Linked DNA regions of Homo sapiens: all the other regions are linked to region 1. Evidence: chromatin loops called from intact Hi-C (ENCODE). Cell type or tissue: PC-3. All regions are shown on one strand. Each heading gives the region's core, and the rest is flanking DNA. Links, peaks and the distances in the headings are about the cores only.

Region 1 (6,190 bases), core at 427-5,426:
AAGAAATGACCTGCTTCCATATTTTTGGACAACAGAGGATATGGGGAAAGACTAGGATGGCCAACCATCCTGGTTTTCCTAGGGCTTTCCAGGCTATAGCACTCAAAGTCCTACAACCCAGAAAACCACTTGGTCCCAGGCGACCCAGGATGCTTGATCACCCCAGAAAAGACCCTGAACTTGGTAACAATACTAAGATAATGCTGCCCTAACAAAGCAGATAATGTGTAGAGTGACTGATGCAAACCGATTCCCACCATCTTCTCCTTTGCCTTCTAACCAAAGAGACTGGGAAGCTACTTTCTTGACATCCCAGACTACCTGCCACTAGTGATGGTTGTACGGCTCAGCTCAAGCCAATGAAATATAAGCAGAAGCCTTGGGGAGTCCCTCATTTCCTGAATAAAAAGGAAGACGTTTCCGCTGTTACCCTTGGCACTTTCCCTCTTTCCCCTGTGGGAATAGAGAGATGGTGCCTAGATATGAAGCAGCTATTTTGTGAGAATGAGATGAGCAAGTGAGCACAAGGAAGGCTTCTATGCTAAAGATGGTGAAGCAGAAAGACCCTGAGCCACACAGTTTGGCCAGACACCACTCACCATAACCCAAACATGCACCCTGGTTCATACCTCTGATCCCTGTAGCTTGTTACTTCTCTACATAAAATGTCTTCCCTACTTTCTGGATGGACTCTGACTTCAAATCTCAATCTAGAAGTTACCTCCCTCTGCAAAGCCTTCCCCAGCCAAAACAAATGTCTTTTTTTTTTTTTTTTTTTTGAGATGGAGTCTTGCTCTGTCACCCAGACTGGAGTGCAGCGGCACCATCTTGGCTCACTGCAACCTCCACCTCCCGGGTTCAAGTGATTCTCCTGCCTCAGCCTCCCGAGTAGCTGGGATTACAGGCACATGCTACCATACCCGGCTAATTTTTTGTATTTTAGTAGAGACAGGGTTTCACTGTGTTGCCCAGGCTGGTCTAGAACTCCTGAGCTTTAGGGGTCATTTGTTCACCCCAAACCCAGTCAGCCCGCAACATTAGCATTAGTTGTATGGTTAGTTACTAATGCACCCACTATAGTCTCCCTGGCTGACCACGCTGTACTATACCTACAAAAAGTACTCTGTAAATGAATGAGTATGAAATATTTCATAAGTCACTGACTGAACAAGTCAACCCCTTTCCTCTTTGAGTTTCTTAAGGGAACAAATAGTATCTCACTCACTGTTGCATCCCTAACAGGCAAATCTGAGATGCCCAATACATGTTTGCTAAACACAAACCATCACAGCTCCTCATAAAAATGTCTCCATTGAGCTGTGATTTAATGCCATCCCTTTCTGTGGGCTGAGAAATGCCTACTTGGACAGGGGTTTAGCATCATTCAGGGAGACTGCATTTCAATATATATATTTCTTATTTGTTTAAAATGTTTCTTTTTATACAACCAGCATGCTTTTTTTTTTTCTTTTACAATCTGGTATTTCCCTTTAGTGGGGAGGATGAAGCAGAATGGGAGGGAAGATTGCCAATGTTATTACTCTTTGATGATAACATAGGATTAGAACCCAAACATAAATTACTCCTAAATTCAGAGAGAAAAAATAAAAACAAAAAAATTATCTTTCTTCAAACTTCTATGCTTCTTTATTTGACAATAAGAATTTTATAAACCAACATCTTGTTCTTTTCTCCTTAGCATCCAGGATGTTTAGAACTAAATTATTCATTCTAGACATAGGGTTTATCTGATATTTCATCTTAATTATTTTTGATGCTTTGAAAAAAAGATTAACCTATTAAACATATTTTAACAAACTAAGCAATGTAAAATCATTTTTTTGATCCAGGCATAGTATAACCAACATCCTCAACAGCTGAAATTAAGCAGTCACTTTCTGCAGCATCAAAACTGCAATAAAGGGAGTCTCTGAGCCTACTCTGGTTCAGAAGCTGCCTACAAAACAATAAAATATTTTTTAAAACTGCAGTAAAGCCTTGAAAAAAAGTATGCATCTCCCAAATTTTGGCAAAATCAGCCCCCCTTTTCCTAAATTATTTTGATACATTTTAACAAGCTTCAACTGAGATTTTTAAATCACTGCATATTTACACATCTTTAAAAGTTTTCTTGGCTGGGTGTGGTGGCTCATGCCTGTAATCCCAGCACTTTGGGAGACGGAGGTGGGCAGATTATCTGAGGTCAGGAGTTTGACACCAGCCTGGCCAACATGGTGAAACCCTGTCTCCACTAAAAATACAAAAATTAGCCAGGCGTGGTGGCGCATGCCTGTAATCCCAGCTACTGGGAAGGCTGAGGCAGGAGAATCGCTTGAACCGGCAGGTAGAGGTTGCAGTGAGCCGAGATTGCACCATTGCGCTCCAGCCTGAGCAACAGAGCGAGACTTTTCTGAGACGGAATCTGTCCCTGACAAGGGCCAAACAAACAAAAAAAAAGTTTTCTTTATTTTATTTATTTTATTTTTGAGATGGAGTCTCACTCTGTCACTCAGGCTGGAGTGCAATGGTGCGATCTGAGCTCACTGCAGCCTCAGTCTCCCAGGTTCAAGCGATTCTCCTGCCTCAGCCTCCCGAGTAGCTGAGACTACACGCATGCGCCACCATGCCCAGCTAATTTTGTATTTTTAGTAGAGATGGAGTTTCACCATGTTGGCCAGGCTGGTGTCAAACTCCTGACCTCAGGTGATCCGACCACCTCGGCCTCCCAAAGTGCTGGGATTACAGGCATGAGCCACCACACCCAGCCAAAAGTTTTCTTTTATCAAGCATTAGACTGCCCACATTAACATACAAAACCTCAGCTCTTCATTATTTTTCTCCCAGAAACCTTCTGACTGGCTTAATTTTGTCCTGGAATAAAAGGCCTACTTAAATTGAGAAATAATTCTGTGTAACTATGAAAGCAGTAACTTCTCAAAATAAAATTTTGCCTTTCTACTTGGAGATGCCTTAGAAATAGTACTACAAAAAGCAACAACCAAAAAAATGAAGATTAGCTTCTGAAACAAATCTTTGTGAGAAAAAAAAGTAATGCCAGTCACAAAGAAAGAGCACTTATATAAAGAATCTGCCACATTCCCCACATAGGAGAGATGTGCTCCTAGAAAGTTGAAACCTATTTTTCTACTGCCATAGTTTAAAAGCCGGCAGGGGTGGGGAGTGGGGGAAGAAGGAGGGGGTGATACATTTACAATTTCAGAGCTCTTCAAATAGTAGGCAATGTTGACATGAAGTTGCAAGTGTAAATATTTGTTCCCTTCCTGGTTTATAAATTTCATGATGATAAAACTCTGTGTATAGAGCCACTAATTAAAAAGGAATCTATTTGCCTTGTAGGATGCTTGAGGTTGTATGTTTATTCAAGATGAATAAAGTGGTGCACACTAGAAAGGAACAGGAATTAGAATTTTGAACTTCATTGGTTTAACAAGTTCCTCCTGGGAATGAAAAGAGACTTCATTTGTCAAATCTGAGAAGGCTTTTCAGATGATAATTTGTGTGAAGATGCAGCAGTACATACAGTAAAAAATTATCTCCCCTGACCTTGAAAGGAAAGAAGGATGATATGTGATCAAGAAACAGCAAATTAAATGTTTGAGAAAAAGGAAGACAGGCTGGGCACAGTGGCTCATGCCTGTAATCCCAGCACTCTGGGAGGCTGAGGTGGGCAGGTCACTTGAGCTCAGGAGTTCGAGATCAGCCTGGCCGGCATGGTGAAACCTCATCTCTACTAAAAATACAAAAATTAGCCGGGTGTGGTGGCGTACATCTGTAATCCCAGCTACTTGGGTGGCTGAGGCAGGAGAATCTCGTGAACCCAAGAAGTGGAGGTTGCCATGAGCCACTGCACTCCAGCCTGGGTGACAGTGCAAGACTCCATCTCAAGGGAAAAAAAAAAAAAAAGAAAAAAAGGAAGACAATTTTCCATTACTTTGGTTTCAGGGTCACTTAACATTACCATTTAATGGTAATCTAGTAATGAGGTCCCCTCACTATTCAAGATTGCTTTAATGTGCTACACATAAGAACTAGCTAAACAAAACTGATTACTACATTACACATACAGATGACAGCCAGGATTGCTATTATTTACTTACATACTAAGTGGAATCTAGACCTTAAGCCTGAATAGCCACCACCACCACAAACAACAAGATCTTATTTTGCACTAGGAATGTTTAAAGCACTCTGTGTTTATTAGCTAATTTAATTTATCCAACATTTTGTTCTTGAAATGACTATTATCCCCAATTTATCTAATACAAAATATTTTTAAACATGTATCTCACACCCATAGAATATACAACACCAGGAGTAAACCCTAATGTAAACTATGGGCTTTGGGTGATAAGGCTGTGCAATTACAATGTGTCATCAGATGTAACAACCATTCTGGTGGGGGAGGTTGATAATGGGGAAAATTGTGCATGTGTAGGGGTAGGGAGTACATGAGAAATCTCTGCCCCTTCCACTCAATTTTGCTGTAAATCTAAAATTGCTCTTCAAAAAAAAGTCTACTTTTAAACACACAAACACACACACACATACACACACACACACACCCCACACACACCACCCACACACAAAACATAGATCTCACACAAAGAAGTAACTTCTAACCCTGCACACAGCAAGTACTCAATATTTGCTAATGGCAAGACTGGAAGTACAGGATGACTATGAAATCAACTAAGAAAGGCTGGGCATGGTGGCTCACGCTTATAATCCCAGCACTTTGGGAGGCCGAGGCAGGTGGATCACTTGAGGTCAGGAGTTTGAGACCAGCCTGGCCAACATGGTAGAAACCCTGTCTCTACTAAAACTACAAAAAATTAGCTGGGTGTGGTGGCGCATGGCTGTAATCCTGGCTACTCGGGAGACTGAGGCAGGAGAATCCCTTGAACTAGGAGGCAGAGGTTGCAGTGTGCCGAGATTGCGCCACTGCACTCCAGCCTGAGCGACAGAGCAAGACTCTGTCTCGGAAAAAGAAAAGAAAAGAAAAGAAAAATCAACTAAGAAAACAACTAAGAAACTGACAGACTTACAGCCTATCAGTCACTGAAGAAATAAACAACATATGACAACCTACAGTAACCACCCAAGTGAATTTGTCTTTTGCTTTCTTATTCCCATGGGGACTACAGGACCTCTGTGATAACATAAGTTCCTTCTACAATGATCCTGTATGTGCCTTTCCAATTTTTCATAACTTCAAGTAAGAAATACGTTCACATCATGACCTACTATACACATATGTGAATATTAAACTAAAATAGAAGTTTCATGAAACATTACTTACCCTTTTACACAAGGCATGCTATATTTTTATTCTGTTTCTCTTTTTTTTTTCTTTAATGCTGATAGGAACTCATTATGTTGATTTCACAATCAATTAATGAGAGACAATTCAGTTTGAAGAACACTGATTTCATGCCTATATTTTGGTTTTCTGGGTAGAGTAAAATTTCTGTCTGCACCTGATAACTCTAAATGAGTCATTTCATCTCCCTGAGTCTCACCTCATCTGTGAAATAAATACCTGTATTAACTACTCATAGAGTGGCTGAATTGAGGAAAAGAGAGAGGGAATAAAAAGACCTTGGGGAGAAGATTCTATTGGAATTCAGTCTGCAACCATCAGGGTGCACCAAGTGGGGAACATCTACCTCCCTCTCTCTCCCCTAAAATCTCTTCCAATCCATGAGCAAGTTCTGTTAAATATGTTCTTCAAAACATATTTCAGATCTGTCCTCATCTCTCCATCCCCACTGTCAAAACCCCAGTCTATGCCTCCATCCTCACAAAGGCCTCCTCCCAGGCTTGCCCTCCTCTACCCTTGCTCCTCTATAGCTCCCCTGGCCACACAGCAGCCTCGGTGACCTTTAAAAAGTTTTATTTTATTTATTTATTTATTTATTTATTTATTTTGCTGCTGCTCAGACTAAAGTGCAGTGGCATGATCATAGCTCACTGCAGCCTTGTATTCCTGGGCTCAAGCGATCCTCCTGCCTCAGCCTCCTGAGCAGCTGGAACCACAGGCACATGCCATCACATCTGGCTTTTTTTTTTTTTCATTTTTTGTAGAGATGGGATCTCTCTATGTTGCCCAGGCTGGTCTCCAATTCCTGGCCTCAAGCGATACTTCCACCTCAGCCTCCCAAAGCACTGA
Region 2 (6,190 bases), core at 811-5,810, 120 kb after region 1:
TACTAAAAATGCAAATAAAACTTTCAATTAATTAATCTATCTATGTTTGAGTTATAATCTACTACTATCATTATTTTGAATCTCATATTGTCTCTCATCAAGCTGGCTTGTTCCTTTTTTTTTGAGACAAAGTCTTGCTCTCTCACCCAGGCTGGAGTGCAGTGACATGATCTCAGCTCACTGCAAACTCTGCCTCCTGGTTCAAGCGATTCTCGTGCCTCAGCCTCCTGAGTAGCTGGCATTACAGATGCATGCCACTATGCCGGGCTAATTTTTGTATTTTCAGTAGAGATGGGGTTTCACCATGTTGGCCAGGCTGGTCTTCAACTCCTGACCTCAAGTGATTTGCCCGCCTCAGCCTCTCAAAGTGCTGGGATTACAGGTGTCAGCCACCGAACCCAGCTTGGCTTGTTCCTTTTGACATGCCTCCATAATTTTTTTTGTTTTTGAGTAATTGTGTGCTTTCTGGAAAAATAAGATGTTTCAGGTTTATATTGCACTTTGCCTGCCTTAACCCTGGAAGCATCCATTTCTCCAAGGAGCTGTGGAAAATAGTATTTAAGGCCAAGACCTGTGCTCCAGGGGGCCCATTGTTGTTGGAGTGATGCTGCTCCTGGGTCCCCTCAGTGACAGAAACAGAGAGCACCCTGGCTTCCATTGCCCTCAATATGTTTACTTATTTCGTTTTTTCTTTCCTTTTTCTTTTATTTTTCTTTTTTTTGGCGGGGGACAGAGTTTTGCTGTTGTTGCCCCTGGAGTGCAATGGCGTGATCTTGGCTTACCACAACCTCCACCTCCTGGGTTCAAGCAGTTCTCCTGCCTTAGCCTCCTGAGTAGCTGGGATTACAGGTGCACCCCACCACGCCAGGCTAATTTTTGTATTTCTAGTAGAGACGGGGTTTCACCATGTTGGTCAGGCTGGTCTTGAACTCCTGACCTCAGGTGACCTGCCCGCCTTGGCTTCCCAAAGTGCTGGAGTTACAGGCGTGAGCCACCGTACCGGGCCATGTTTACTTATTTCATCACCACCTATGTGTGTGATGAATCTCCCACCTGAGCTGCCACTGGCTTTTCCCTGTATGCACTCTGACTCCGTACTCTGAACCACTGCCGCATGGATCCTCTCCTCCCCTCTTTACCCTGCTTGGGATCTGACACTCTGGGCTGGGCCGTGGCAGTTCCTCACTCTCCTGCAGATACAGTAGATTTCCATTACTCATAGCAACTGCATTTGATAAGGTCACCACAGACACTGAATTAGTGAATACTGAACCATTGCGCCTAGGGGAGATACAGGGTTAGCTTCCTGAGAGTCTCTGGTCACAAGAGTTTTGTCAACTGATTAATATATGACTTTATTTTACGTGCATTTATGATTTTTTGGGTTTTCTTTTATTTTGTTTTATTTTTGGAGAAGTGGGGTCTTGCTCTGCCCAGGCTAGAATGCAGTGGTGGCGCAATTATGGCTCACTGCTGCCTCAACCTCCCAGGCTCAAATGATTCTCCCACCTCAGCCTCCTGAGTAGCTGGGACCACAGGTGTGCACCACCATACCCAGCTAATTTTTAAATTTTTTTTGTAGCGATGGAGTCTTTATGTTGCCCAGGCTGGTCCCGAACTCCTGGGCTACAGTAATCCTCTTGCCTTGGCCTCCCAAAGTGCTGGCATTACCGGCATAAGCCACTGCTCCCAGCTGTGTAGTTCTGTTTAAAGATGCCTTATTAATAAATATTGTTGATTCATTAACATTGAATTAAGTCAACCGCACTATAGCTCTTGCCTGAACAAAGTTCATCTAACACATGTATTTTCTCCGGAAGGTGCATCACAGTCTTTCTGCACTTAGGATCGCTAGACAGCACTTCAGCCGTGCACGTGGGGACCATTTTACACAGCACCATCCCCAAGAAAAAGGACAAAAATATGAAAAACCTGGCACTAAATGGACTGTGAAAAGGACATTTCTTCACAAAATGACAGTTGAAACAGGAAGTCAGAGCGTTGCCTTGTTCAGCCTCTGCTAGAAATGTGCTTGTCGGTTGACTCAAATTTTTTGCCGCTCTGTGCATGTTGGTGAATATCTGCAAAAGGACTGTGGGTCGGGCGCAGTGATTCATGCCTATAATCTCAGCACTCTGAGAGGCCGAGGCGAGAGGATTGATTGAGGCCAGGGGTTCAAGACCAGCCTGGTCAATGTAGTAAGATTACATCTCCACAAAAAATAAAAAACTAGCTGGGCCTGTTGGCATAAGCCTGTAATCCCTGCTTCTCCAGAGGCTGATGAGGTAGAATCCCTTGAGCTCAGGAGTTTGAGGCTGCAGTGAGCTATGACTGCATCACTGCACTCCAGCCTGGGACACAGAGCAAGACCCTGTCTGAACAAATTAAAATAAATAAATAAATAGGGCATGGTGGCTTATGCCTGTAATCCCAACACTGTGGGAGGCTGAGGCAGGAGGATTATTTAAGCCCTGGAGTCTGAGACTAGCTTGGACAATGTAGTGAGACCTCTACTCTATAAAACATAAAAATAAAAAATAAAATAAATAATAGCCAGTTTGAAAAATGCTTACCCAGTAAGGGAATTATTATCTTATCTCACACAATTTTGGGGGTTATCGTCTCATATTATTTTTGAGGTTGCCTCATTGACTTGCACTGCTTGAGGTTGCAAAACTACTGAAGAAGTGGGCTACTGGTAGGATTCTTGCTGGTGACGCTGACAGGCTGCTGGGAATCAGTGTGTACGGGAGCTGGCTGTGCAATCTCTTCCCAGCTCTACATTCTGGGCCTACCTTCTGGGTAGTTTGAAATTGGCCATGGTGGGTGTATTTACACCACAGAAATCTGCAAATGCCTCAAGTCAGGGCTTTTTCTTGGAAGAACTGGTGGTTAAACCGTAACCAGCACGCCATTGCCGTGAGCTCTATTTATAGATGCTGAATCAATGACTTCATAACCCAAGAAAGGAACGCTCATACAGCCAGAGACCCTTCTAACCTCTCCTTGCACGAGTCTTCATGCCTTATATCACTTGTTTGGATACTGCATTTCTTCGGCTCTTAAGATATGTAACCCCAGCTCTAAAAGCTTAAATTTGATGGCTTCCTGCATGCTTCCTAGGACCACACAACTATTACAGCTATAGAAATAAAATCTGACTGAGTCTGGGCCCTCTAAGCTTTGTTCAGTGACCTGAAGGTCACTCCATGTTCCACAGCCCCTACCCCCAACCTCCAAGCTAGCACGCATCCCCCTGCAGCACCCAGAGCCGGGTCCTCATGTAAACTTTCATCACCTCTTTTTTTCTGTTTAGGGTCCAGACAAGGGTTTCTTTTGCAGACAAGTCCCCTGGCCTCCCAGCCTGGGGTGCAGGCACCCGTCTGCCCCGCCTGCAGGTCTCCTTGAGCCGGGTAAGTCACTGCAGCCCGTTCCTTCAACACCTGGCAGCAGCATGCGGACAAAGAACTCATGCTGTTGTGCTGAGCCTGGTGATTCAGGCTGTAAAACTGCAGGCCAAGTTGTTAAACCCAGATTCAGGTAGACAGCCAAGCAGGGCCAAGGCTGCCCTGCATCTGGGTTTTGGCAGACAGAGCAGTTTCCCCATCTGTGGGGGCCTTGGTGTGGCCTTTCCCTCCAGGAGGCAATGTCGGTATAATTTATTGGGCCATAATTGTTGAAAGGAGCAGTCCTTCAGGCCATTCATTCAGGCCAAAAATATTTCTTTATTGAGCGTTCCCAGTGTTCTCAGCCTTGTGCTATGTGGTGGGGGTGGGGTGTGTGTGTTGGGGAAGTCACGAAAGAGACCAAATCCCACTCGTTCTGCAGCAACGGAGTGGCAATGGCAAGCAGGGCTTGCTACACACCCCGCGCAGAGGCGGCAAGTCCTGCTGGAGAGTCTCAAAGGAAGAGCTCCTCCAGTGGCCTTGAATTTTGCCAGGTTTTGCAGGACGAGTGGGATTTAGTCCATGAAGAGTCCGGCAAGGGCACCGCCCCTGGGGAATCAAAGCACAGGATGGGTGGGGAAGGGCCCAGGCTCGCCCAGGGAGTGGTGAGTCCTATGTGTGGACAGGCAGGGCCCTGGAGAAGGTCTCCTGAGAGACAAGCTGGAGATGTGGCACGGCCACCTGGGAGAGGACTCTTCAATGACAGGATAGAGTTTGGACTTTGTTCTGTAAGATACAAGGGACCTCACTGAAAGTTTTTGAGGAGAGGAGTGGCATGACCCGCTCCATGTCACACGAAGGCAAGCTGGTGTTTCCACTCTCAACGCGAGAGGAGTTTTCTCCAAGAGGAGCATAGCGATGTGCTGCCGATATCAGGCCGGGGGGTGTGAATGAAGGAAGAGGGTTGGGTGTGTGTTCAAGAGCATCTCTTTTGTACTCACCGGGTTGTTTCCATTGTCCTGCTGCCACCATCTGTAGGAGATGTCAGAGATAACAGTGTGATTCCTAATAATCATTGTAGCAATGATAATAGTAACCACAAAAATAATCAGTATAGGTGAATTGTATTAAGTAATCTCTATGTGCTAGGCCCTGAGCTAAATACACCACATGAATGATTGTGTAAAATACTTACGTCAACCCTATGAAGTAGACATTATTATTTTCCCCATTTTACAGATGAGAAAAACCAAAGCACAGAGAAGTAAGTGCACTTGTGCAATGTCACACAGCCAGGGAATGGAAAAGGGAAGGCAACAACCCAGCATTGTCTGACTCCAGAGCCTGAGCTCTGTTCCCCTCCACTATAGCCCTTTCTGAGATGCAGCACTTCCTCTAGAAAGCACTCTCCAGTGTATCTGGGCAGGATGGGCAGTGGGAGGCTGGATGTCAACCTGGGGAGGTGGTTTAGTAAGGGGTTGGAGGACTGTGTCCAGAGGGTGCTGAAGAAGCCCTTGGGCTTGTCCACCCAGCCCTGGGGTTCCACTTACGTTACTTCCTTGGCTTCTACAGGTATTTGATGTTGAGACCCTATCAACACATGCTTCCCTGGCCAGGCACGGTGGCTCACGCCTGTAACCCCAGCATGCTGGGAGGCTGAGGCAGGCAGATCACCTGAGGTCAGAAGTTCGAGATCAGCCTGGCCAACATAGTGAAACCCCATCTCTACTAAAACTACAAAAATTAGCCGGGCATTGTGGCAGGTGCCTGTAATCCCAGCTACTTGGGAGGCTGTGGCAGGAGAATTGCTTGAGCCTGGAGACGGAGGTTGCAGTGGGCTGAGATTGCACCATTGCACTTCAGCCTGGGTGACAGAGCGAGACTCTGTCTCAAAACAAAAATAAAGCAAAACACATGCTTCCCTGACTACTCACAGGTGAAGTGAAGGTGGGAGGGATAAAGCAGATGGATCACAGCAACAAGACCCAGGAAGATCCGGTCAATTGATGAGCATCTAGTGAAAGTTTAATAGGAATAATGCAAAATCTTGTAATGGTCCATGAAATCACCACACTGTACTAGTGTGGACACAGGGGTACGGCTTAATACTAATGTGATGCCAAAAAAAAAAAAGAAAAAAGAAAAGGAAACAAACACTTAACTTTTGGTTGATGAAAATCTCAATATGAATCAACAGTGTTATATGAATATCAAAAAAAAGCTGTGACTGGCACTTTGGGAGGCCGAGGTGGGAGGACACATGAGGTCAGGAGTTCGAGGCCAGCCCGGCCAACATGGTGAAACCCTGTCTCTACTAAAAATACAAAAATTAGCCAGGCATGGTGGCGCGTGACTGTAGTCCCAGCTACTCAAGAGGCTGAGGCAGGAGAATCACCTGAACCCGGGAGGCAGAGGTTGCAGTGAGCCAAGATGGCACCACTGTACTCCAGCCTGGGCAACAGAGTAAGACTCCATCTCAAAAAAAAAAAAAAAAAAAAAGCTGTGACTGCAGGCTATATCAATAGAATTATAAAGCAATTGTTTGGCTTCCACATAGACGGTATTCAAGGTGTGCTATGTAGCTCCCAGGAAGAGTATCCGTTAATTGCACAGAGTAGAGACGAAGGGAAGACAGACTTTGGCACAGGGTAGAGAAGCTGCTCGGAGGTGCCCAGATGAAATAGCAGAAAGAATACCTGGCGGGAGCCGGTGTGTTCCCGGGAAACTGGAGTGTTCAGGCTCGAACAGGATGGCTGCTTGGCAGAAAGATGGAGTAGTGAGGGAATCACTGGAAGACGATTGGG
Region 3 (6,190 bases), core at 830-5,829, 120 kb before region 1:
ATATTACATATATAATTTTGAAAGCCACTTGCTTATCACAAGCATTACAAATTCCCAGATAATTTTTTTTAAGAAACAGGGTCTGGTTCTATTGCCCAGGTTGGAGTGCAGTGGTGCAATCATAGTTCACTGAAGCCTTGACCTCCTGGGATCAAGCCATCCTTAATGGAGGACTCAGCCTCCTGAGTAACTGGAATTACAGTCACAAGCTACCAGGCCCAGCTAATTTCATTTATTTATTTTTGTAGAGATGGGGTCTTACTATGTTGCCCAGGCTGGCCTCGAACTCCTGGGCTCATGTGATCCTCCTGCCTCAGTCTCCCAAAGATTACAGGCATGAGCCACTGCACCTGGTCAGAACATAATTCTCAGCAGCTAATAATATTCCATTATATGGATGTGCCATAACTTTCTCGTGGGAATGGTTCTCTCTTGCCTTTGAAATATCAAGTCTGTTTTAGTTTTTTACCTGTTGTAAATAATGAGTGTGAAGGACAAATATACCAAAACATTAACTCTCTGGGTGACATTTTCTTCTATTAATTACACCTTTTTTTTTAACTTTCTACTATGAGTCCATATTGCTATAATCAGGGGCTGGGGGAGGGAGGCAAAAAGAGAAGTCCACTATTTAAAACATAATAATATGAAACAAAATAATGTTGCTATATTAACTATGAAAATAATGTTTGTTGATTAAAATATGCTGATTTCCCTAGAATGAATTCCTTTAGAAAATAACCATTGGAGGCTGGGCACGGTGGCTCACACCTGAATCCCACACTTGGGAGGCCAAGGCAGGAGAAATGCTTGAGCTCCATAATTTGAGACCAGCCTGGGCAACATAGCAAGACCCTGTCTCTATTTTTTGTTTTATGTATTACTTTTTGAGATGGAGTCTCACTCTGTCACCTGGTTGGAGTGCAATGGCACAATCTCAGCTCACTGCAACCTCCGCCGCTCAGGTTCAAGTGATTCTCCTGCCTTAGCCTCCCGAGTAGCTGGGATTACAGGCACCCATCACCACGCCCGGCTATTTTCTGTATTTTTAGTAGAGACAGGGTTTCGTCATGTTGGCCAGGCTGGTCTCGAACTCCTGACCTCAGGTGATCTGCTTGCCTTGGCTTCCCAAAGTGCTGGGATTACAGGCGTGAGCCACTGTCCCCAGCCTAGTTTTTAAATACATAAAATTTTATTAAAAAAAAAAACCATTAGATGTTTTTGATACACACTGTCAAAGTTCCAGAAAATGCCTACCAATATACACTTTCTTCAGTGTAAATAAGGTGTCCATTTTCCACCAGCTTAGTTAGATTTGGGTAAGTTGTAAACTCTTTGTTAGTGTGGTAGGCAAAAAATTGTAATCTTGCAGTTACTAAATTTGCATTTTTAAACCACCAACAATTTTTTTTTCATATTTGAATTAGCCATTATACCTAAGAGACTTCGGAGTGGAGTGGCTAACAGTTAAAGTGCTTGGGTTCAATTTGCAGCTGTGCAACTTATTTGTGTAACTGTGCCTCAATTTCAACACCCATAGAATGGGGCTAAAAGCACATATCTCAACTGTTGCCGTGAGGACTGAATGAATCAATCAATAAATGCAGGACTCTTAGGAAAGGGGTTGGCACATGTTACTCACTCAGTAAATGTCAGCAATGTCGTGGCCACCAGTGATTTTCCTTTTCTGTACATTCTGTGTTCCTGTCCTCTGCCTATTTGTTTATGTATTTATTGAGAGACGAGAGAAGGAGGGGAATGGGGGGGTGGGGAGAACAGGGGGAGAGAGAGAGAGAGAAAGAGAGAGAGATGGTCTCCTTGTGTTGCCCAGGCTGGTGTTGAACTCCTGGGCTCAAGTGAGTCTCCTGTCTCGGCCTGCCAGAGTGCTGGGATTACAGGTATGAGCCACCATAGCTGATCCTCTGCCCATTTCTCTATTAGGGTTTTTGTTTTAATGCTACCAAACTTAAAAGTATATATATATTTATTTAAACACTATAGATATTAAACTTTGCCTAGCACATATGTTGTAAACATCAAACATCTTTCTCATTATGTTTGCTTTAAATATTAATACTTTTTACTAGATAGAAGTTCTATATTTTTATATAGTCAAGTCTATCTGCATATTCTTTCATTGCTTTGATGGTTATGATGTCCTTGACCATCCAAAGATCAGATAAATAATTATACATAATCTCTCCTCTAGCTTTTTTTTTTTTTTTTTTTTTGAGACCGAGTCTCGCTCTGTCGCCCAGGCTGGAGTGCAGTGGTGCGATCTCAGCTCACTGCAAGCTCCGCCTCCCAGGTTCAAGTGATTCTCCTGCCTCAGCCTCCCGAGTAGCTGGGACTACAGGTGTGTGCCACCACACCCAGCTAATTTTTGCATTTTTAGTAGAGACGGGGTTTCACCATGTTAGCCAGGATGGTCTCGATCTCCTGACCTCGTGATCTGCCTGCCTCGGCCTCCCACAGTGCTGGGATTACAGGCGTGAGCCACCGCACCCCACCTCTCCTCTAGCTTTTTAAGTGTTTCTGTGTGTCTGTTTTTTGGTAATCAAGTCTTTAATCTACCTGGAGTTTCTGCTGTAGTTACCCAGGTATGTAACATGCTTCCTCACGCAGTCATGCTTGTGAATATGCTGCTCCCCTCTGCCTAGAATGTTTTCATTTCAACTTCTTATGAGCTCTCAAGGCATACTGTCCAAAATACTATGCAACATTTGTTGATTTGTCAGTGAACTTGACAGCCCAGCAAGAGCTATGTCTTCTTCCCTTTTGGTTGCTGATGTTTAGCAGAATGTAGAGTGTGGTATCCCAATCAATAAGGTTAAAGTAAAGAGGTAAAAAATGAAGGACATGACTCTTCGCATCTTCCTTTATCCTCCAGTTTGGCATCAGATAAATGCATATACACAAACACACATGTGAGTGATGGTGCCACCTCCCTCACCACCATCTGGCACTTGGTTCTCTCACCTACTGCTGAATCAGTTGGTGTTCCCTCGGTCTCTCCTGGGTCAGAGCCCAGGAGAACGGGTTTTGTATCCTGCCCATCAGCCAGGGTTCTGGCTCTGCAGGCCCGAGTAAAAGACAATTCATTATCTGCTCACTTATTACCTAGCCAAACAGAGTCCTAACAACTGAAAGGATATCTAATATACAATAACTGCTACCTAAGTATCTATCAGTCAAAATATGCCCAAGATTACTCATGACACTACTTTTTAAACTGCAAAATATTGGAAACAACCTATAAACCCATACATAGGAAAGCAGGTAAGCAAACTGTATACATGCATGCAACGGAGTAGAGTGCAGCTGTCAAAGAAAAGAAATCTCTATGAAGTCATTTCCAGGATATACTGGAAAAATCAAAATGCAAAAGACTACCTATAGTATGCTACATTTTGTGTTAGAAAGGAGGAGAAATTAGAAAAATGCACATCTATCTGCTCATTTGTACACAAAGAAACAGGAAGGATAAACTACAAGCTAATGAGATTGGAGACCTGCAGGAAAGGATGAGGGAATGGGAATGGGTAGAGAGGGCACATTCACTGAGAATACCCTTTAATACAGTTTCCATTTTTAAAATCATGTTAATGTTTTACATTCTAATTTAAAAAGGTAACAAGTATAAAATAAAAAACAAACAGAAACAAATAAGCCTAATTGTATTCCAATGAATACTACAGTAACACTGAAGGGGGAGAAAAACTAACTCTAGTAACATTTAAACACAGTGTTTTGACTAAATACACTTGGGGTAAAGCCAAAAGGAACCATATATAAATATTGACCTCCACTTAAGAGGTTTGTTTTTCACAATGGCATGAGTTAGTAATTCTGAAACTACTTACTGTGTATTCTAGGGTGTAGCACATAAGTATATTGTGGGTAATGGAAGTCAGGGTTCTCACTGTCAGAGAAAGGAATTACATGGGAAGAGGGAAAGACAGAATACAACCGTATGGTGGCGCAGATCTGGAATGGTCTGAACTCATGAAGGGAGTGTGTGTGTACACGCATATGTGTTTATAACACCCATATGTATATGTGCACATACATGGATATAAATATGCATGCTATCCTAGCTCTGTCCTCTGAGAGGGCTAGAAGCAGTGACACCCAAGCAGCAATGGGCACATTTAAGTGATCAGAACTTGGTTTCCTCCATTTTTTTTTTTTTTTTTAACAGATGAAGTCTTGCTTTTTCACCCAGACTGGAGTGCAGTGGTGCAATCTCAGCTCGGTGCAATCTCAGCTCACTGCAACCTCCACCTCCCGGGTTCAAGCAATTCTCTGCCTCAGCCTCCCAAGTAGCTGGGACTACAGGCGCCTGCCACCAAGCCCGGCTCATTTTTGTGTTTTTTTTTTGTAGAGACAGGGTTTCACCGTGTTGGCCAGGCTGGTCTTGAACTCCTGGCCTCAAGAGATCCGCCTGTCTCGGCCTCCCAAAGTGCTGGGATTACAGGCATGAGCCACCTCACCCAGCCCAGATCCTGGTTCCTAACTACTGTTCTCCACCATAAGGAACCAAGGCTTGGGAGAAATGGATGATTCCAGGGCTGGCTTAAGAAAAGGATAAGCTAAACCTGGAACATCATGCTGTGGCAGAAAGGAAGGAAGAATCCACAGGATGGAAGCATGTGGAAAAGGCACAAGAACCCACTTGAAACATTTGCTGATAAATAAATCTGGGACAATTTGATGTTTGGGGAACATCAAAATCAATCATGGTAATGACAGGTTATAACCTATAGAATAAAATTAAAACCCACAATTATACAAAAAAATTAAATAAATGGGGAAGAAGAAATAATTCTTCCTTCTAGAATGCCAATTAGTAAGTTGTAGAAAGAATGGAATTAGAAAATTACCATTTGGTAATTATCATAGTAATAATTATTTTAGATAAGAGCCATAAGTGAATGGTAAAACTAGGAGGTGAAAATTGGATGAGAATTGATATTTATATAATCCCAAAGTATCTTCTCACCAGATGCTTACTGATTACAAAGCGAAAAATGGTAATTTCACAGTGAAGAAGCCTGGCAGTTACCACCTTAACCCAGTGATGAGACAAATGTATTATCATATGATCCTGATGAAATGCACTGGGAAGGACATACGGTCACTTCTATGGTATTCCTGCCAAAAAATGTACAGCCTAAATCTAATCATGAGGAAACATCAGATAAGCCCAAATTGAGGCACACCATACAAAATAAATGGCCTGTATGCTTAAAAAATATCAAAATCATGGAAAACACGAAGCAAAGCAAAACAAAACAAAAAAGCAGGTACTATTCCAGATTAAAGGAGGCCCCAGGGACATAATTACATACTCCATGTGATCCTGGAGTAGGAGATTTTTCTTTTCCTCCAGAAAGAACATCAGTATAATCTCGCAAAATTTAAAATTTGAACAAATGTGCATAAATTACTTTAATATCTTGATTTTAATAATTTGTATTGTGGCTATATATGAGAGCATCTTTGTAGAAAAACTGCAATATTTAGGGGTAAAGGTGCAACACATCTTCAACTTACTCTCAAATGATTCTGAAAAGAAAATATGAGAGAGAAGAGAAACAAAGGGAGAGATTGAGAATAATAGAGCAGAAAACAGATGTGATAAAATGTGAACATGTGCAACAATGTACGGGAAATTTTGGTATTATTCTTAGAGCTTTTCTCTAAGTCTGAAATTATTTCAAAATTAAAGAAAAAAATAGTGAGATGGATAAGGCATTGCTGGGCAGCCCCAGCAGCAGAAGCAGTCCAGGGCTTGGGAGGGAGCACTCTGGGCCCCCAGTGCTCAGCAGTGGCTGGGAGAAGAAGAGCTCCTTGCCTTGACGGTGTGAGGCTCTGAAGTAGGAACTGCAAATGTTTTGTGGGCAAGGGAGTTCTCTGAAGTTCTGAGATGTCTGGTGGGGACGGAGGGAGAGAGAGATAGAAAGACTTTACAGACAGAGATGGGGAAGACTTTCAAATTTTCTGACTGAGAAAGGGAATCCTAGAATCCAAGAGGAAGGAATGCGTTCTCAACCAATCCACGATAGTCACTCTCTCCTCCACCCATTCCAATTGTGGGCAAAGAGTCATAAAACCCACTAGGGAGTTTATAACCAGATTGGGAGTTGGTGCCCTTTACTCACTCTGGCCAAACTCTGCAAATGGCCTC

The links. A loop is a pair of places that touch in the nucleus more often than their neighbours do. Peaks named below come from ENCODE experiments on the same cell type or tissue, not always from the same donor. Only the 100,000 strongest peaks of a DNase experiment are listed, where the experiment ranks them.
Region 2: a loop joins it to region 1, with 6 times the contacts of the local background. A loop is called at or near these places in 2 of 110 quality-filtered maps.
Region 3: it touches region 1 in a loop (5-fold over the local background); 4 of 110 quality-filtered maps call a loop at or near these places.

What each region holds. Positions count from the first base shown.
Region 1 is chr10:74,873,209-74,879,398 of GRCh38, reverse strand. All of the region lies in intron 3 of KAT6B (lysine acetyltransferase 6B), which reads right to left. Among named protein-coding and RNA genes, the nearest start is that of KAT6B, 50 kb to the right of the region's middle. In PC-3, for the core only: no CTCF peak of the experiment used is centred there; a DNase peak (open chromatin) is centred at 3,318; H3K4me3 peaks cover 400 bases; H3K27ac peaks cover 1,505 bases.
Region 2 is chr10:74,751,332-74,757,521 of GRCh38, reverse strand. It overlaps LOC124902459 (a long non-coding RNA gene), which reads right to left. Exons shown (of 2, transcript XR_007062201.1): 1 at 6,083-6,190; 2 at 3,706-4,418. Among named protein-coding and RNA genes, the nearest start is that of KAT6B, 72 kb to the left of the region's middle. RefSeq lists an enhancer at 2,599-4,119. In PC-3, for the core only: a CTCF peak has its summit at 3,901; a DNase peak (open chromatin) is centred at 3,571; H3K4me3 peaks cover 789 bases; H3K27ac peaks cover 2,360 bases.
Region 3 is chr10:74,992,810-74,998,999 of GRCh38, reverse strand. The region is part of intron 13 of KAT6B (lysine acetyltransferase 6B); the gene reads right to left. Among named protein-coding and RNA genes, the nearest start is that of SNORD172, 26 kb to the left of the region's middle. In PC-3, for the core only: no CTCF peak of the experiment used is centred there; no DNase peak of the experiment used is centred there; H3K27ac peaks cover 320 bases.